2 separate regions of the Homo sapiens genome follow, and region 2 is linked to region 1. The links are chromatin loops, found by intact Hi-C in ENCODE. Cell type or tissue: psoas muscle. All regions are shown on one strand. Links, peaks and the distances in the headings refer to the core of each region. The heading gives the core; the rest is flanking DNA.

The links. Hi-C counts contacts between places; a loop is a spot of excess contacts. Peaks named below come from ENCODE experiments on the same cell type or tissue, not always from the same donor. Only the 100,000 strongest peaks of a DNase experiment are listed, where the experiment ranks them.
Region 2: it touches region 1 in a loop (5-fold over the local background); 94 of 110 quality-filtered maps call a loop at or near these places.

What each region holds. Positions count from the first base shown.
Region 1 is chr5:146,286,467-146,297,087 of GRCh38, reverse strand. All of the region lies in intron 18 of RBM27-POU4F3 (RBM27-POU4F3 readthrough), which reads right to left. It overlaps RBM27 (RNA binding motif protein 27), which reads right to left. Exons shown (of 21, transcript NM_018989.2): 21 at 7,865-10,621. Among named protein-coding and RNA genes, the nearest start is that of POU4F3, 47 kb to the left of the region's middle. In psoas muscle, for the core only: a CTCF peak has its summit at 5,431 (motif pointing left); no DNase peak of the experiment used is centred there; H3K27ac peaks cover 896 bases.
Region 2 is chr5:146,422,131-146,432,751 of GRCh38, reverse strand. No RefSeq gene overlaps it. Among named protein-coding and RNA genes, the nearest start is that of TCERG1, 20 kb to the left of the region's middle. In psoas muscle, for the core only: a CTCF peak has its summit at 5,406 (motif pointing right); no DNase peak of the experiment used is centred there.

The sequences.
Region 1 (10,621 bases), core at 1,592-9,591:
GTTGAAAATAATTCGAGACAATCTGATGAAGCTTAGATCTGCTAATAGTGATGTACATTTCACAAAATACCTTCAGTGAACTCCCATTTAATGTTCATTGCAACCCTGTGAACATTAAATGGGTACTAATATTATAATGTTCATTTTATATGAGTAAACTGAGTCTTCTAAAGACTAAGAAGGTCAGGTGCAGTGACTACACCTGTAACCTTAGTGCTTTGGGAGGCTGAGGTAGGAGGATCACTTGAGCAAGGAAGTTGAGGCTACAATGAGCCGTGATAGCACCACTGCACTCCCACCAGGCAGCTTGGATGACAGAGAGAGACCTTGTCTCCAAATAAACGAAAAAAAAAAAGACAAACAAAACAAAAAAGACTAATCCCTACTCACAAGTAGCAAGAATTGAGATGTGAGCACAGTATCAAGCAATGGTTAAAAGCCCCACTTTGATGTCAGGCATAACGTGGTTTTAATTGTTGGCTTTGCTTTGAGACTATCGGTGACACAACTGCTCTATGCCCGAGTTTCCTCTTGCACAAAAAAGGAAAAATAATAGTATACCTCAGAGTTAAATAATAATGTTTAAGAAACTTAATAATGTTTAAGAAACAGCACAGTGAGTCACATAATGAGCAATGACATGGTAAACAATCTTATTTTGATCATAAGGCTCTACGGACCATTTTATGGCTGAGAAATGCCCAAGGTGTGGGAGATGAGCTACCTGCATCAGCTCTGCGGGCCCTGAGTTCTGCTTGCCATCCCTCTCTCAGGTCAAGAATACTAACATTGGCTGCGCGGGGTGGCTTATACCTGTAATCCCAACACTTTGGGAGGCCAAAGCGGGTGGATCACTTGAGGTCAGGATTTCGAGACCAGCCTGGCCAACATGGTGACACCCCGTCTCTACAAAAAATAAAAAAATTAGCCAAGTATGGTAGCACAAACCTGTAATCCTGCTGCTGGGTGGCTGAGGCACAAGAATCACTTGAACTCGGGAGGCAGAGGTTGCAGTGAGCCAAGACTGTGCCACTGCACTCCAGCCTGGGAAACAGGGTGAGACTCTCTCAAAAAACAAACAAAAAAGAGTGCGGACATAAAAGTACTGCATGGAGGGAAAAAAAAAAAAAGCACTGAATGAAAATGAAACCATGCTTAAAGAAACCAAGGCTTAATTTTATTTTTTTTAAAAAAAAGCAAGTATATTGTGATGTAGTAACTTCCACAATTCCTTTTCTAAATTTTCAACAATTTCTTCTTAGCACCATTAAAGTTGTGGTGAAATGAAATGAAAATTAACCAAATAAAAGGCAGAGAGATAGCTTGTTCTTCGTTCTCTCTCCTGGTTCTTCATTTAAGTCGTTTACTCGACAGTCATTAAAGTGCTTCTGTGTGCGGAATATTTTACCGTCTCATCTGTTTTCTTAATTTCTTATTTATGGCACACACACATACAAAAATCCATGTTTCTGGGCAAGAATGGTAAAGGATGACCCGACCAATCAAAATTCATTGTACTCTCTCTTTCCTTCCTTCCTTTCCTCTTTTTCTCTTTTTTTTCTTTCTTTTCTTTCCTTTTTTTTTTTTTTTCTTTTCTTTTTTTGAGATGGAGTCTCGCTCAGTCCCCCAGGCTGGAGTGCAGTGTCATGATCTTGGCTCACTGCAACCTCCGCCTCCTGGGTTCAAGTGATTCTCCTGCCTCAGCCTCCCAAGTAGCTGGGATTACAGATGCCCGCCACCACACCCAGCTAATTTTTGTATTTCTAGCAGAGATGGGGTTCCACCGTGTTGCACAGGCTGGTCTCAAACTCCTGGGCTCAAGTGATCCTCCTGCCTCAGCTTCCCAAAGTGCAATTTTTCTATTTTAAGTGTGCTGGTTTTCTTTGGATTCTGATTCATGCAGGCCATGCTGAAAGAAAGACAAGTGAAGCCATCTACTGTTACCACTTCTGCTACCCTAAGTCTATGAAGCATAAAACTGCCAGTGATGATAATCAAAACCTCAAAATGAATAAAAAGGCAATCCTCCATGGTTGTAAAACAGACGAGGCAAAATATGCTATGTTGTTTTTACAATATTGAAAGTTCTCTGAACACGTCTGAATGTACCAGTTAGGTTCTACTTTTCTTTTTCCAGATAAGACCATTTCTGAGAAATTGACAGGTGTCTATAACTCACAAATAGCTTTCCAAAAATACTAGGATCTCAGTACAGCTTTCCATAAAGAGTTCTTATGTAAGTCCTCACTCTTAAGTAGATTTTAATAATTTACTTCAATCTCTAGACTTTTCTTCAGCTTCATCTAATTTATCAATAATATTCACTTGAAAATTTAAAACAAAGAGTAGATGAAACTTCTTTGACATTCTTGGGGGCCTTGGGAGACCACACAGCACCATTCTATTGAGATGACTCCAAATAATTTCCACATGAATGGCTAAAGTGCAGAAATGTATAATTTATTAGGATTTAAATAAATCAGGGAGAAAAGTGCTTTAAAGTTATTGGTAGAAAATTTTCAAAAAATAAAGTTATAATTCTAAGAAATTAAGTTTCTACGTATAAAATATAAAATTCTTCCTTCCCTATATTTAACATTTCAAAGCAAAATATGCTGAAAAACTCTTTAATAACATGCATTTTTTTTTTTAGCATTCGATCACAGTAAAATTTTTAAAAAACACACGACATACTTCTGGAATCTTCACAGAGGAAAAAAAAGCACACGACATAATCCGATTTTATTTTTAGGGTGAAATACCTTTCTTAAAACATGTGCTGTGTGGCCAGGATGTTATAATCATTCTCTTTTGTCTCAGCAATTTCCCTGATACAATTTTCATATTGGAAATATTCCCTAATGCTACAAAATTTGTCAAGAATAAAAAACTTTTTCATTCAATCTCTTAGAACATGGCTAGTTTTCTCATGGGCTGTCAAAGAATAAAAAGTCCCCTCTTCTTCAAGGCCGCTTACATCTTTTTCTTTTTTCAGATAACTATTACCGTAACAACTACAAGTCAATAAACATTTTGAAGTTCTCCAAATAGCAAAAATTAGAAATCCACAAAGATTTGGAATGATCTAAGAAATCTGAACATGTAAAAAAAATCAACTCCCCAAACAGAACAATGACATGAACATCAGTTTTATTCACTGAGAATATACTTTTTAAAAATATGGCATAAACATAACTATAAATGAACACTGCTATTCTCAGCACTTTTTGTCTAGAAAATTCAGTGTTCTATATGAAAACATCATTAAAGCATGTAAACTTATTTATGTACGTGATTTTTTTAATGCCAAAGTTAAAAGGAAAAAGGCACGAGAAATATTGAAAAACACAAAGAAGCAAGGTAGAAATACTGCAAGATTATCATAATTCAATTTGTCACAGGGAAAAAAACATTTAAGATAAAATTGAAAACAAAATAACACAGGTTATGATATAGCCAAATTACTGTGAAATGTATCAAATTGGCTGGCTGTACATTGTGGAGGTCACAGAAAATTACTACTTTAAAATGTTCCCCCACAAATTAACATAAATAAACTGTTCTCTGTGGTTTCCAATATGCTACCTAAAAACACAGTGTTGCTCCCCAAGGGAGTCTGGTTCCAATCCAAGGCAGATGAGATAGATGGAGCCAGAATGGCAGTGTTTGAGACACTAATAAAAAAGACCAGTGACATTCTACAGACTTGCAATATTCTATTTTATTAGAAGCAGTGGAGCACAGAGGTTAAGAACTTGAGCTCCAGAGTCAGACCTGTGTTCAAATGCTGACTCCATCACTACAAGGTTGTGTGACCTCAGGAATGCAACTTTATCTCTCTGAAACTGTTTTCAAAGCTGAATAAGGTGGTAAGAACACCTTCCTCAAAGGCTGTGGTAAGCACAGAATGTAGGCAAACTACTCACTCCACTAATTGGGTCACAGTCTGCATTCAGTCCATGAGTTATTTCCTCAAAGTGAGTTGAAAATTATCAATCAGGTTAATTCAAAGTATTTGTTTGGTACCATGGTATTATAAGAAAGTCAGGTTTTATTGCTTAAGGAATTCCAAAAGAAAAGTACATAGACAAGAGGGTAGAAATACTGAAATGTGTTAGTAACTTGTAACTCCATGATGAGTTCTGATTTCACTACTTTGCAGACTTAATGGTTTTCTCCTTTGCATTTCTGAAGATATGGGAATATTCTTATGGACATGTCCCCAATCTTTCTTTTTGCACTTTAGAAGCTGGGAAAGGTCAGACATGTAGAGACAAGTGACACACTTGCCCAAGAGTAAGAAAAGTGGCAAAGGCAGTTAGTTATGTTTTATATAGGGCTTATCTATTTCTTACATTTCTTATAAACTTATAGGGATATGTTTGAAAAAGGTGAAATTCAATGGCACAATGTTAGAATATATATTTTTAGATATCAAAATTGGTTCACTTTAAATTGTTGATGGCTAAGTGAACTCTAAATTAAGTGCAAAATTTAATTCAAAGCCAAATAATCTTTTATTGATTTATAGCCCTTAAAGAGTTGTAGTTGTGGGCCAGGCACGGTAGCTCACGCCTGTAATGCCAGCACTTTGGGAGGCCGAGGCGGGTGGATCACAAGGTCAGGAGTTGGAGACCAGCCTAGCCAATATGGTGAAACCCCATCTCTACAAAAATACAAATAGTAGTCGGGCGTGGTGGCACATGCCTGTAGTCCCAGCTACTCGGGAGGCTGAGGCAGGAGAATTGCTTGAACCTGGGAGGCGGACGTTGCAGTGAGCCGAGATTGTGCCACTGACTCCAGCCTGAGCCACAGAGCGAGACTCCGTCTCAAAAAAAAAAAAAAGAAGAAAGAGCTGTAGTTTTATGGACTTCACAGCTTTTTAAAAAATATACAAATAAGTACTGCAGAGTGATTTGAATTGCATAAAATGTAGCACCAATATATTAATATTCCACTCCCTTCCCAAGACAAGTAATGACAAAAATATAAAACTGTAGGCAAGTTTAAAACGTCACTGAGTTGTCTTGCTTCTAAAATTAAAAACTACAAAATACCCTTCAAGAAAAAACATCAAGTAAAAAAAAAAAAAAAGGAAAAACAGAAGATAAAGTAATAACATTTTATATTCAAAATAGTTTCTACAATGTCACGGCAAGGAAGACAGTGACTTTAAAATGCACTCCATCAGGCAACTCAATAGGCTGTTTTTCCAAACTGTAATTTTGAAAGCCATATAGTGGGTCCTGACAAGAATTTTTATCTAATAGGATGAAAATATCAGGTGCATATTGGGTAGGTATTGTTTTGTAAACTTTTGTTTCGTGTGTGTATACTGGGTTGCAATGCAAAAGGTGTCTCATTTTGAGTTGCTGTGAAAAAAGATTCAGTCCCTGTTCCAAGACTAAATTTTGCCCTTTGGAGCCCCCTACAGGCTCTAAATGTTAATAACGTAAATCCTAAAGTAAATAAATAGCCCCACTGTTGGAGGGTGGTTCAGAAACTACCATTCAATAATTTATGCAGGAATACATGTTTACATAGATAAATAGGTAGCGTTTGGTCTAAGAACTCGAACTGACTATGTGAATAGTCTCAATCTTGAAGCAAAATTATCCTCAAGAAAAAATTAATTTGGCAAGGTATTAGCCCTTACAAATTAAATTTAAAATTAGAAGAAATATATCAGTATCTCACAGTGATAGAAGTCTGGAGGCAAACTAAGAAGTAAAATCACAAGGACTTTAGAAAACTATTAATAAGACATTCATCTTTATAAGGTTTTTACAAAGGCGTGTTAAGAATTTAATCAACAGAAATGGCTAAGTGCTGAAAAGGCGTGTTTCCGCCCCTATATTTGCCTTCAAAGAATTGAGTAAATTACAATTTTGAACAATCAAGTGCTAAACCTGAACTCCAACTCTACATATTATTTTAAGAATTAGTAGGTCACTATATTCAAACTAGTAAAACTCTTATGAAGTTGGCTGGGGGTGGTGGCTCAAGCCTGTAATCCCAGCACTTTGGGAGGCCAAGGTTAGAGGATCACTTAAGATCAGGAGTTCACGACTAGCCTGGCCAACACAGTGAAACCCTGTCTCTACTAAAAATACAAAAATTAGCCAAGATCATGCCACTACACTCCAACCCGGGCAACATAACAAGACTCCATCTCAAAAAAAAAAAAAAAAAAAAAAAAAAAAAAAAAAAAAAAAAAACACCTCTATGAAGTGGTCAGAAAACTGAAGTGGAAGTGAGGTCAGAAATTCAGGCTTATCTTTATCTAAAACAAGCTAAGCGGTCTTCTTTCCTTGCTGCTCTTTCACAAAAAAATAATTTAATACAATTGCAAAGAAAAAGTAACAGCAATGTTAATCGTGCTTATGTTAACGAACACCACTACCACCACCACCACCACAAAAAGAAATGCTTGCAGAAGCCTAAGAGTAGATGGAAACACAAATAACTCACAATCATCCAACACTATTCTGCCCTTGATTTCACCCCATATCAAATTGCCTATCTTAGAATGTTGAAATGGTTTAGTTAACCTAAGGTCAACTGGAGAACAGGGAAGAGGCCAAATGGTAGATGATCCTGTTGAAAGGAGAGATCTTGGCAATAAAACCAATTTAGCATAAATGAAGGTGATTCATAATACAAGCAGTAGCAGTAGATTGCCTTTTCTTTTTTCTTTTCTGGGTCAATTTTGGTTGGTCTCTCAAGTTAGGTCTTTCAGACTAAAAATGAACATAAAATGAGCAGCTCTGCACAGCAAGGTAATGTTGGTCCATTTAGTCTAAAGCAACCCTATCATCCAATATCCCCACATGTTGATAAACACAATTCTGTGTTTACGGTAACATATCTAGATCCAGATTTGACTGTATGCTGGGGCTTATTCAAAATTTATCCTTGGCTTTAGCACAATTTACTTCAAAATCAGTAAAAATATCACATAAAATCATTAATTTCTGTTAATGAGAGCTCCATCTTAGTAAAACATTTGATTTGTTCAATAGATATAACTATGTTCAGAATTTGCCTGCTCCCTCCAAAAAAGTCCCAGAACTAATGTTTATTGTAAATATATTTAGGATTAATTATGATCTACTCAAAGCAAATGGTGACAAACAGCTTATTTGCTATTTACATAATACATAAAATAAATTTTATTTGAAAGGAATGAAAATAACTTTACTCTCATTCTTTGAGTATTTTCTTGTATAAGCTGAAATTCAAAGAATGTTCCTTCTTAAACAATGCATAATCATTGGAGGGGGAATTTTATAATAGCATTTTTTAAAATGGGAAAACCAGGTGATACACTTCCCTTCTCTTTCTCATCACCACCCAGTCCTTAGTGCATAACATCACTATCTTCCCGTTTGTCCTTACAAATCTTTGTCACATTCAGAACTGATTTATGTTTAAATCATCTCTTCTAGGTGTTTTTTCCCTTCTCCCTATTCTACTTAAGGAAAATGTCCCTCCTACTGATGGCAGGCATAATGAATATCCTCAAGACAACATTAAAATAATTGCTTTCAAGAAACTGTTTTGTGCTTTTTTATCTGGGATACCAAGAACCATCCAGGAACAAAATAATGTGGCTATCAAAGGTTACTTACAAGTAGCATTTTAATACCTTCTCTTTCATTCTCCAGGCTACTCTGTTGAGAAAGTTATCCTACTTAATATTTAATAGCCAGTGACTTCGAACCCAACTTCATATTGAGTGATGTTCTCTCATGTTTATGAACACAACATAAAACACACATACATAGCCACTACTCACTCACTCTCACAAGCAAGCATACACACACATTTTCTTTCTTTCCAGAACAAGCCAGAATTACAGCTCTTTTGGTGATTGTTATAATTTTTGGAATGGTTCATAAATTTTCCAAATTCTTTTAAATTTGTAATACTTTCATCTTTTTTCTTTTTTTTTTCCAATTGTGAACCATTCCATATTGCATCTTTATTGCAAAAGTCAACATGCTTCTTAGAAATTCAGATTGTAATTGATAAAACAAACATTACATATATGAATTTAAATGTATAAACAGTTAGAAATTCAACAATATCTCCTATTATACTATTACACAAGTTCACAATTTTGTAAAAACTATAATACAGGCATACTATACATCAAGAGGAACCACTATTCCTTTTCACATGATTTTTTTCTTTTTTGAAATAATGATCCATCACCAAGGACCCCTTTCACCTTAACAAGACTGTTTTCCAATTTATCATCTTAGCTGGTAACAACATTTCTTCAATGTTACATAAAGAAATTGAGGGAAATTTTGCAATACTTGGGGTTACCTTTTTATCTTGGACAGTGATCCACTAGTATATCAGGCTGACCTAGTCAACTGGTGGCTATTATTGCTGATCAGCTACTTAAAAAGATGTCATACACATTAAGAGGGACAGAACTTGCTTTAGATGCTGTATGTTATTTCTGTAAATGAAGATGCCAAGAAAACATGTATGGCAGTTATTCACTTTTAAGTGAAATTCTAACAGTTGAAGATTTGATGGTGGAAGTAAATCCCAAAGGGGGCAGGGGATATATATAAACTATTTTATGCTAACCTGAAGTTTTCCAGTATTATAATTAACTCACTTCAAATTCATCTTTGAGTCAAACATGTTTTAAAATTCTTTGAAAGCACACTTTTAAAGTATTTTTAGTCCTGTTTAAGGTGTACTGAAAACTTATAGAAAGGGCCTCAAACCTTACTGAAAAAACTGTTTTTCACTTTAACACACTTCTATCTTCTGCCCCCAATACTAAAAAGTCAAATTTTCAACTTTTTACTGAGAGTGAAATAAGATGTCCATTTTGAGGTCAAAAAAATCATATGAAAAGGAATCTCATTCTGTTGAACTGTCTACTGAAATTTTTCTTAGAGTTCCATTTATTTACTGTAATTTTCAGTTTCCAAATACAAAAATACAACAATTCTTATTGAAATCTATACGCTGGTAGTTTTAGTACACAAAAAAAAAACCCAAACAAATTATTTACAAAATTATACAGTTTAAGAAAAAACTTTGTACAAAAAATATATAAATCCTTTGTTCCCTCTATCACGTTTAAACTGTCAGGACTCAAAATATTCACCACAATGAATCTTTCAAAATATATACTGACTGAGCCACAGACATCAAGAAAAATTTCATTAGAGATGATGGAGGAGTAAGGAGCAAGATTGTGTATTCTAGATACACCATTCTGATGTTTTCCTTCTTTTATAAGCTTATTTTACCTTCAGTGTTACTAGAAATATAACAATAACCTAGAAAAAGGAAGTCCTCATTATTATGAAAGAAAATTATATGAACTTAAAAATGACCCTGGTTTGACACATCATTCCAGGAAAACATGTAGAAGAATAAAGATTATCAGAACGTGGGATTTAACTTCTTATAGCTAAGTAAATCTAGAATCCTGATGGTTTTAAGTTCTTAGTGAATAGTTTCTATATTGAGAAATTGTCTTTACCTCAGCAAACAAAATCCTTGATATAGTGGTCACCAAGACCCTTTTGGAGACAACAGGAGGTTTCAAATTTTCATACCACACATATATAAAAACACAGATGTGTATATCCTTGAAAAAGTGACAGCCTAGGTACATTAATCATTTTATTTTCCCAGGGGTCAGTACAGTGTAGTGTTGCTCCTCTGCTTTTCCATCTAACATTCAGAACACGAAGACATAAATTTACATATATATTTTACTTAACAGATACTCTACTCTATACAGTGTACAGTAAAAATGCACACAGTAAAGGAAACTGTCTACTGAGGGATGCGTATGTTCATGGATAGCAACAAGCTACAAAATTATGAAAAAATAAGGTCATCTGAACAAAGTCATATATGACTCCCATTTATTACTAGCATACTCAGCCCTCAACCCCCTCCCACCTCCACCCCCCACCCCCCAGTCACCTCACCATCATGGTTTAAATTTAGGAAAAGAATTTCAGACATTTTTAAACCCTTCTGTGTAACTATACTGAACTGAAGCTTCAAAAGAGGGAAAAAATAAAGCTGGTGATTCTCTTCTCCCCAAAATCCTTCCATCATTCTCATCAAAACATCACTTATTTATCCAGGTGCTGGTTTGAACCTTTTATTGGAGACTGCCTGCGGTTGCCCAAATGAACCACTTATATCAATGATGACTAAGTCAGGCCTATTAATAGAAAGGCAAGAGGAAGAAAAGGGGGACGAGAAAGGGGCAATAGGTGAAAGCCTTTTACATTCTGAGTTATAAAAATTTTTAAAAAGACCAGCCGAACCAGCGCTCACTAAATATCAAAGCAAACTAAGAATCAGTAGCAGGAAAAGTCCAGGAGTTCATATGACAAGAGAATGGAAATACTATAGAGCTAGCTACCATTGCTGTAGCATTTAAGAACACACAGTTTGTTGTGATTTTCACTGAACTAGTACTACCACACATAAAAACCATGAAAAACAAATTTAGACTGAATACAAATTGGGCTCCTCCAAAGTAAAAAAAAAAAAAAATTAAAATTAAAATAAACATATTTTTCTTCCAAGACCACTCTTGAAAGCAAAAGGGTATTTTAAT
Region 2 (10,621 bases), core at 1,628-9,627, 140 kb before region 1:
GTGCTATTTCTTTATGGTACCGGAAAACAAGCATTTCAAGCAAGCTCTATTGAGAGAGACTAAGAAGCAAAGGGAATTGCAGCACAGATGATAAGCATTCAAACAGCAGTTAGCTCAGATGCTGGGAGTCCCAGTAGAGGGTCAGGAGACCCAGCTTTGTGGGCAATGGTCCCCTCCTTCTCAAGGTCAGTCTGACTCCCATAAGGAAGCATATAATGGTGTTAGGCACAGAAGGTGTAGGAGGGTATTTCAGGTGGCAGAAAAGCATAGAATGAAAGAACATTTTGACTCACTCCAACATTTTGTTCCAGGGGACATTTGGATGCTGCAGTACCAAGAAGTAAGCAATCAATATACAAGCACAGCTGCATTTTCTCAGTCACAGGCTGCCTGGGTGTGAATCCCCGATCTGCCTCTTACTAGCTGTATAATTTGAGACAATTTATTTCCAGTCTTTGTGCCTCGGTTTCCCCATCTTAAAATAGAAATGATAATTACATCTCTGCAAAGAGTTGTTGTGCAAATTTACAAAAACAACAGCAAAAACAAAAAACATAAAAAGTGGGCACAGAATATGAACAGACACTTTTTTTTTTTTTTTTGAGACAGAGTTTTGCTCTTGTTGCCCAGGCTGGAGTGCAATGGTGTGATCTCTGCTCACTGCAACCTCCACCTCCTGAGTTCAAGCGATTCTCCTGCCTCAGCCTCCTGAGTAGCTGGGATTACAAGCATGCACCACCATGCCTGGCTAATTTTGTATTTTTTTTAGTAGAAACGGGGTTTCTCCATGTTGGTCAGGCTGGTCTCGAATTCCCAACCTCAGGTGATCTGCCTGCCTCGGCCTCCCAAAACGCTGGGATTACAGGCGTGAGCCACCATGCCCGGCCTATGAACAGACACTTTTTGAAAGAAGACATACATGCGGCCAACAATCATATGAAGAAAAGCTCAACATCACTGATCATTAAAGAAATGCAAATCAAAACCATAATGAGATACCATCTAACAGCAGTCAGAATGGCTATTACTAAAAGGTGAAAACAAAACAAAACAAAAACAGATGCTGGCAAGGTTGTAGAGAAAAAGAAATGCTTACACACTGTTGATGAGAGTGTAAATTAGTTCAGCCATTGTGGAAGACAGTGTGGCGACTCCTCAAAGACCTAGAGACAGAAATATTATTCAACCAAGCAATCTCATTATTGGGTATACACCCAAAGGAATATAAAGCATTCTATTATAAAGATACATGCACACGTATGTTCATTGAAGTACTATTCACAATAGCAAAGACATGGAATCCACCTAAATGCCCATTGATGATAGACTGGATAAAGAAAATGTGGTACATATATGCCATGGAATACTATGCAGCCATAAAAAAAGAAGGAGATGATGTCCTTTGTAGGGACATGGACAGAGCTGGAGGCCCTTATCCTTAGCAAACTAACACAGGAACAGAAAACCAAATACTGCATGTTCTCACAAGTGGGAGCTAAATGATGAGAACACATGGACACATAGAGGGGAACAACACACACTGGGGCTGTTCAGAAGGTAGAGAGTGGGAATAGGGAAAGGATCAGGAAAAATAATTAATGGGTACTAGGCTTAATACCTGGGTGATGAAATAATCTGAACAACAAACCCCCATGACACAAGTTTACCTATGTAACAAATCTGCACATGTATCCTGGACTTAAAATCGACGTTAAAAAAAAAGAGTTGTTGTGAAGATTAAATGAATATAAGCCCATTTAAGGTGTTTAGAACAGGGCTCATAAGAAGTACACAATAAATATTAGCTATTACCATTACCATAAATATAATTTTTACTCTTAAAATTTGATTTCCTATTGCTATCTTTATCTCTGAGTCTTTGTCTCTGTTTTGCCTAGCTCTCTCTGTTGCCTAATGTTGTTCAATGTTCTCATCCCGTTGAATAAGAAATGAGTAAATAAACCATTAATCTGCTGTTCAATTTATAAGGGATATTTCTGGCAAAAATAACCAACACAAATTAAAACTGAAAATGGCTATGACTGATTGTATGTGGTAAAAATGTGATATTGACTAAAAATGGAGCAAATCTTGAAATGCAGATCTGCAAAATTTGACCCAGGAAAATTGGATCTGGTAAAAATAAGTCACTGAAGAAACCTCACACAAATAATACCTAAAATTGGTACAATTTGATGCAGACAGAACTCTTGATGATTAAATTTTCACTCTAAAATTTACATAAAGAACTGCCAGACATAACTTTAGGGCAAGCACAGTGGTTCATGCCTGTAATCCCAGCACTTTGGGAGGCCGAGGTGGGTGAATCACTTGAGCCCAGGAGTTTCAGACCAGCCGGGACAACATGGTGAAACCCCATCGCTACAAAAAATACAAAAATTAGCCTGGCATGTGGCACGCGCCTGGGGTCCCAGCTATTTCTTGGGAGGCTGAGTTGGGAGGATCAATTAAGCCTAGGAGGTTGAGGCTGCAGTGAGTCGTGATCATGCCACTGTACTCCAGCATGGGCGACAGAGTGAGACCCTGTTTCAAAAAAAAAGAAAAGAAACCACTTTAGGAAACCAAAAAGAATTAATCCCCAAAATTAAAACAACGTTATGTAATATAAAAATTGATTCAAAAATATATTGGTGTTTATTATTTATTAAGGCTAATTATTATGTTGAGTTTATTGGAATTTATTGGGGTTATTGGTGTTTGTTCCTGAAATTGCTCTCTCAATGAGCAGGCAATAATTTTGCATAATTTTTATTCAATGTCAAAATGTCATTAGGATCCAAAGGATAGGGGTCAGGATGGGATTATGGATCAAGATGTGTGTGTGTGCACATGTATGTGTGGTGTGTGTGGAAGAAAAGTTAAGAGCGAGCAAAAGGCAGAGTGGCCCCAGAAGTGGAGCAGCATGCAGGATATGCCCATACTATTAGGAGCCTCAGTTTATCCTGGTTGATGTGCCAGAGCCGAGCGGCATACAGGCTTCAGGATCATGCCAACCTGCATTTAAAAAGGTCACAGGCTATGTCGCCCTGCAAAGGTCCCCACCTCCCCAGCCTCAGCCTCTTGATCTCAACATGAGAATCATAGTAGTACTCACCTCAACAGGTTATCAGGAGGACCACAAGAGCTAATGCCCTTGGCAGGTACCTGGCATGCAATCAGCCTTCAATATTGATATTGGCCACAATTATTTACTATTGTTTTACTTTTTAAGTGTGGATGTGCTCTCAGAAGAAGTTACTCACCTAGCTGCCTGTCCTAGATGTGTAACTTCTTCTGGATGGGGTCTTCATATCATGTTTCTTTGCCCCCAGCCTGGTTTCCAGAATCCCAGCACAATGTCATGTTTATTATAGGATACCAGCGATTTTTAGCTGAATGTTGACTGGACATGAAAGAGAGAGAAAAAAAATAAAGGGAGAGAAAGAAAGAGGTTGGGGGGTCAGGGCTGTGAGACATATGGGGTGCATCAAAGGATTGCTAGACAGATGGTAAGCAGGGGAGCAGCTCAAGGCAGAGAGAACACCTGGGCTATGTACTAATTAGCTGACAGGTGGGTCAAGGATTGGAAAAAGTAGGAAACAGTATGTTGTTTATTCCCCGGAATCAGAGGCTGCCTGAGGCCAGGTTCACTAATGCCCCTACTCCTCCTGGCTAAGTTCTACAAGTTCAGAATACATTCCACTTCACCTTGAAGAAGCCCTGGGCCACGGGACGGAAGCTTTGCTGACAGGTTTCATAACTGGGCCTTTCACTTAAGGTTCTGAGCCACTTTGGCCTCAGCCAGCACTGCACTTCCTCCAGTCATATCTTCCCCGAAACTAAAATACAGCTTGGAAAGACAGTCTGGTGCCCTCACCGTCGCTGTGGCTTCCTCAAGCCATGACATGCTCTTTTATGAGCCTGCGGGGCTGTAATTCTCATCACCTGACATTTATGGGAGGCTTCGTATTAGCAAACGGCTTTATGGCCATTTTTATGAGGGATGCCTCTCTGAACCCTGTCAGGTGTAATCACCCAGACTAGGCAGGAGGAGAGAGCATGGTGGGCAGGCAAATGGCCCTGGCCCACTGGCCAGCAAAGAGCCAGGGATGGAGCCTGCAGGTGCCACTGCTCTTCAAACGTGTGTCATAGCTGATTTTCTTGTCCTCACAGCCTTGGCAGCTCTCTCCGTGTCACTGTCCTCCACATCCAACCCACCAGAGGGTCCTGAAGGTGAGACCACCAAAGCCACCTCATATCCATTCATTTCTGTCCATCTTCCCAGCTTGACTCCCACACAGCACCACCTGGCTCTGTCTCCTCCTCTTGCCCCGCTGCCCTACTGTCCATCATCCACACAGAAGACAAAATAATCCTCTAGATGATTTTTGTTTTGTTTTGAGATGGAGTCTCGCTCTGTCAGTCAGCTTGGAGTGCAGTGGTGCGATCTTGGCTCACTGCAACCTCCGCCTCCGAGGTGCAAGCAATCTTCGTGTTTCAGCCTCTGGATCAACTGAGACTACAGGTGCGTGGCACCACGCTCAGCTAGTTTTTGTATTTTTAGTAAAGACAGGGTTTCACCATGTTGTCCGGGCAGGTCTTGAACTCCTGACCCCAAGTGATCCACGCACCTCGGCCTCCCAAAATGCTGGGATTACAGGCGTGAGCCACTGCGCCCGGCTTCTCTAGATGTTAATATAGTTATTTAATGTATGCACTTTTTAAACTTTCTGATATTTCTGGGAAAAAAAAATCTTTATTGATACCCTGTAGCGAGTATGTACTATTAAAAAAAATAGTCCTTGAAAGACAAAAATAGCAAATGCTCAATAGCTTCCTCTTCTGAATAAAATGTATCCCAAACAAAATCCCAGCTCCTGGGCAAAATACTGGGACCCTCTGTGAACTGGTACTTGCCCACTTCTCTGGCCTCTCCACACAGCCCTCTGCTCCTGCACGGAGTTCAAGGACCCAGGGAGCACTTTTCTGTCTCTGGAGTTTACACCCACTTCTCTCTCTGCATGAAAAGCTCTTGGCCTCTCCTGGCACAGCTGGCGTTGTCACAACCTTCCATTCTTAAATTGCCTGCCATCCCCCTGTACCCCGTCTCCCCCACCCACACATCTCCACATTAGCCTGTTAACGTTCAGAGCACTTTCAACAACCTTAAAATGTTTCCTGTTTGTTGACATACAAAATTGGTTTCCTTTGGCAGATTGTAAGTTTCATGAGAACAAGCACCTGCTCTGTAATTTTTGCTACTGTACTCAATGCTTTGCACATCACCTGCACCAAGTATAAGCTGAGTAAATAGGTGTTGAAAAAGTAAATGAAAAAATGGAATGGTAATTGAAAAACCTCTCTCCTCTCAAACCACACGTTAGTCTTCATTTTCATCAGTAGAGGGCAGCAAAGACTTTGCATTATCTAACTTTTCTGGCGTTTCTGCCAGAAAACTTATTCTCCTTTGCCCAGTAGTAGACTCTGGTTGTCAGGAGTTTTAGGAAAATACTCAGCCTTACAAACTCTTCCCTCTCCTTATTTCTGGAGTTGTCTTCACTCTGAATTATTTACAGGTGTTTTTGTTTTTCTAAGATTTCAGGCTGACAATGTTCCTTAAGAAATGAAAGCACATGTATCTACTAAACCAAAAAAGAAACCCCAGTGGCCTGGAGCCTGTACCTGCCTGCCCGACGAATTACTGGGGGGAAAGATGCTTATATCATATCCTACAGCTGTTTAGGACTTAAGGCTCGGCAGCTCTCCCTTATGGTGTGTAGGAGGGGCAGGTACCAGAGAAGCAGCTGCTACTTGTGTTGTGAGCACTTGCAAGAGCAAGTTGTGCGTGGGTTTATGGTTCTGTCTTCTATTTGCATCTGTTTCTGCTTATTCCATCTTCTGTTCTACACACCCCTACCTTCCACTCCCCAAGGCAAGAATTTCACCATTCCCTGCCTTTGTGCGCTCCCATGGTGGCTTCACCCAGAGTACACCCTGAACCTGGGTAATCAGAAGTAGAATCAGTGTCCACCCTGTTTTAGAATGGTATTTTCACTCACCTTCTGTCCAGCAAATATTTAAGAGTCCTCCTACATATTAGGCATGGGTTTGTGCTCTGTGAATACCGATGCTCCATTTGGTGGAAAGGCCCATTACAGGATCAAAAGGGGAGCATGATTTCTCAACCTCAGTACTATTGAGATTTTGGACAAAGTAATTTTCTGTCATAGGAGCATTCTAGGATGTTTCGCAACACCCCGGCCTCTACCCATTAGATGGAAGTAGCATCCACCCCCCAAGCTGTAATAACCAAAAATGCCTCCAGACATTGCCAAAAGTGGGGGTGGGGAGGAATTCCTACCCCCAACCTTGAGAACCAGTACTTTAAGGGGATCATAGTGGATGCCGTTGGGATATCTTTGCGGCCTTACATCAGTGACCCCTTTCTCCTAATACTCCTCCTCCTTACCCACTATTTATCTGTTGTGACCTGAAGCCCATGGACTTGACAGATTGGACATCTGACCCAACTTAGGCTTCTCAGCTTCTCTCCTCTGGGAATTTGAAAGTAGGACCGAGGGACTGTCTACCACATGGGCTCTCAGCAGCGTCAAAACTTTAATGAGAATTCAGGAGATGTGGGTGGATGTATGATAATAACATTGGAGACCAGATGCGAAGATATTTGCTTATCTACTGCAGAGATAAGAATAAAATGCTCAGTAGAGAAACACAGAGACAAGAGTCAAAGAGAAGCCACCTGGTGCTAGCACTTTCTAAGGCCTGGCTACACTTCCTACAATTCTTGCCTTAGATAGTAAGACATTCCTGAACATTTTAAACTAATTCCTCTTTGATGCCAGGGCAGTATTTTGTTCTGTTACTGGCCAATAAGGAGTTCTGACTAGTCCATTCTATGTGGCCTGGAACTGAAATCTTAACCAGAAAACATCAGGGATCCAGGCAGCTGGGGGAGCCATTTCTAACCCTAAGGGCAGCTTCACTGACTCAGACCATGTGCTCTATTTCACTTTCCCTACCAAATGGCTTTCTCACCCTCTATCACTACAGGGATAGAGATGGTGTTTTCTTTTGTCTTAACCTTGGCTTATCCATGGCTCATGTCCTCAACTTCTTGTCCATTCACCATCAGCTGGACTGCTAACAGCACACACAAGTTGCGTTTCTAGGCTTAGTTTCCTGAGCGGGGGGAGTCTGGTTGGCTCCTGTGGCCAACACCGCTGGCTGCCCACTCAGCAACCACCCTCCTCATCAGGTTTGTTCAGGTGAACAACCTCAGGTGGTGAATACATCATTGGTTTGTAAGAGCGCTGAGAGGTAAGGGAACTTTTGCGGGGCTGGGGGGCGGATTATGGGAAAGAGTGTTATCCCTGATACGAGACGGGGAGGCCTGAGAGGGAGCTGGCCCACCCGCTTCCTGCCTGCTTTGGATGTCACATGAGGACATGATGCATGACGCGGTTGTACCTATCATGCACCCATGAGGCAAAGCCAAGAGAACGACAGAGAAACTGACAGAAGAGGGCGTCAACATCCTTGAGCTGACAAACTGACCAGCCCTCGAGCCACTTACCTTCAGACTTCTTGTTACATGAGGTATCCTTAAGGTTTAAGCTACTTTGACTCGGGTGTCCTGTTACTTGAAGCCAAGAGGATCCTGACCAATATAGAATAGCTCATCTTTTCAGGCCATGTGGCTTAGGTCCTAGGTCTCTAGCTGTGAATCTGTAGGTTGACTGCCTTGGGGCCAGGCATCCACCGGCAGCCCACATGTTTATGCCTCCCTAACTCCCAACCTTTTATTTTGAAAATGTTTAAACCTACAGAAAAGTTTAAAAAGAAAATACAATGAACTCTCAAATATCCTTCACCTGCAATCACCCATTGTTAACATTTCACTACTCTTGTTTATTGTACATAACTCCATATACGTATATGGGTGTTTTTCATAGACAGATAGATAGATAGTGGGGTTTGGGGGCTGAAAATTGGAAAGTACATTAAAAACTTTATGAAGCTTCACTCCATAGTACTTTGGCATTTACCTCCAAAGAAACAAGGACATTTTCCTGTATAACCAAATTGTCAATCTAATAGATTCAACATTGAGGTATTATCTAATATTTTAAAAGTCTTATTAAATATATATAGCTTTTCCCCCAGTACCACCCTTTGAAGCTTTACTTGTTTTGTTTTGTCTTAGTTTTGCCTTTGTTTTTGTTTTTATCCGGGATTCATCAAGAATCACATGCTGTTTTAGCTGTCACGTCTCTATAGTCTATTTTAGAACAGTTCTCTTGACATTTGCGGGGAAATGGGGAGAGGGCCTTCAGGTCAGTTCTTTTATAGAATGTCCCACAATTTGGATTATCTGGATATTTCTTCAGAATTAGATTTAGTTAAAGACTTTTAGCAAAAACTTCTACAGAAGTGATGTTGGGTCCCTCTCAGTGTTCATAACAAGAGGCATATGATATCACTGTGCCCTGTTATAGGTGATGCTAAATTTAATCCTCTGATTAAGGTGTTGCCTGCTAGAATTCTTCACTGTAAAGGTATATTTCCCCACTTTATAATTAATAAGTAATCTCTGGGATGGTACATGGAGGATATGAAAATATCTTGTTCCTCCACAACTTTTACCATGTTCTAGCATTCATTAATAAACTTTGACTGAATCAATTATAATGTTGGTGATTGCAAAAATCACAATTTTTCTAATCCTATCATTTCTTCCACATTTACAAGCTGGCATTCTGCTGTTTAAGCAAATGCTCTCCTCTCATACTCACCTTTTAATGTTCTTGAGTATCACTGTCAACTAGGAAAAATCATTACCATCGGTTTTCTTTTCAATTCTCAATTTGTCCCAAATTAGGCCAACGGGAGCCCCTTCCAGTTGGTCTCTGTGTCCTTCTGACATATGCCTGTTGGTTTTGAGTGCTTCTTTACTTATTTCACGATTCTGTAGCAGAGGAGGTCCCAGGCTCATCTTGCACTTTCTTTGCTCCAGACATTGAATCAGCCATTTCTCCAAGGAGATTCAGTTTCTTTTAGTGGAAACCTTCAGTTCTTAGAAAAAAAAATGAGTAGGAAGAGTGCTCTTGCTATTGGAGTCTCATTGCCTCTAGGCCCTTTCAGTAGACAGAGCCAGAAAGTATATTTTATTTAAAATCATTAATTTATCTGAATCCCCCAACTCCAATCCAATACCAGCAGTTCTTCCTCTTGTCCTCCCAGTCCATATTTTTATCTTTTTCATTTTTTTGAGACAAGGTCTTGCTCTGTTGCCTGGGTTGGAGTCCCATGGCAATATCATAACTCACTGCAGTCTCAACCTCCCAGACTCCAGCAATCCTCCTGCCTCAGCCTCCCAAGTAGCTGGGACTACAGGTACATACCACCTTACCCAGCTAATTTTTTTTTTTTTTATAGATGGGGTCTTGCTTTGTTGCCCAGGCTGGTCTCGAATCCCTGGACTCAAGTGATCCCACCTTGACCTCCCAAAGGGCTGGGGTTACAGGCGTGAGCCACTGCGCCCAGCCCATATTTTTACCTCTCTTTTCTCAAAGGAAGAATGCTGGTTTTCATGAACATCACTATATTTACTCTTCTGCTCTCTTCTATAATACTCAATAATATTAGACTTACTACATCAACACCACTACCAACAACAAACCTAACAAAGTTCAAGATTACAGTTTTAAAAAATGTCCTTAGAATGTAGCCCACTTAAAAGTAGAAGTCTGTTTAAAAGCCTTTAAACCTTGAAATAGGTTCGTTTGTTTCTTTTTAAATTCAACATTAGGGTTTTCCTATCCTTATTGATTATATATATATACTTTTTTTTTCTTTGAGACAGAGTTTAACTCTTTCATCCAGGCTAGAGTGCAATGGTGTGATCTCTGCTCACTGCAACCTCCGCCCCCTGGGTTCAAGTGATTCTCCTGCCTCAGCCTCCCGAGTAGCTGGGATTACAGTCCAAGTCTGAAGATCTAAGAACTAGGGAAGCCAGTTGTGAAAATCCCAGTCCGAGGGCAGAAGACAGATGTTCCAGCTCAAGCAGGCAGGCAGGAAGCAAAAAAGGGCCAAATTCCTTCTTTTAGACAGTCTCGCTCTGTCACTCAGGCTGGGGTGCAATGGCGCAATCTTGGCTCACTGCTACCTCCACCTCCTGGATTCAAGCGATTCTCCTGCCTCAGCCTCCTGAGTAGTTGGGATTAGAGGCACCTGCTACCATGCCCAGCTAATTTTTTGTATTTTTTTTTTTTTTTTTTGCTTTTAGTAGAAACGGGGTTTCACCATGTTGGCCAGGTTGGTCTCATACTCCCGACCTTAGGTGATCTGCCAGCCTTGGCCTCCCACAGTGCTGGGATTAGAGGCGTGAGCCATGGCGCTTAGCCTCCCTGTCTTTTTGTTCTAGTCAGGCCCTCAATGAATTGGATGATGCCTACCCACATTGGGGAGGGCCATCTATTTAACTGAGTCCATTGATTCAAATGTTAGTCTCACCCCAAAACACCCTTACAGAGACATTCACAGAAATGATGTTTAATCTGGGTACCCCATGGCACGGTCAAGTTGACATAAAATTAACCAT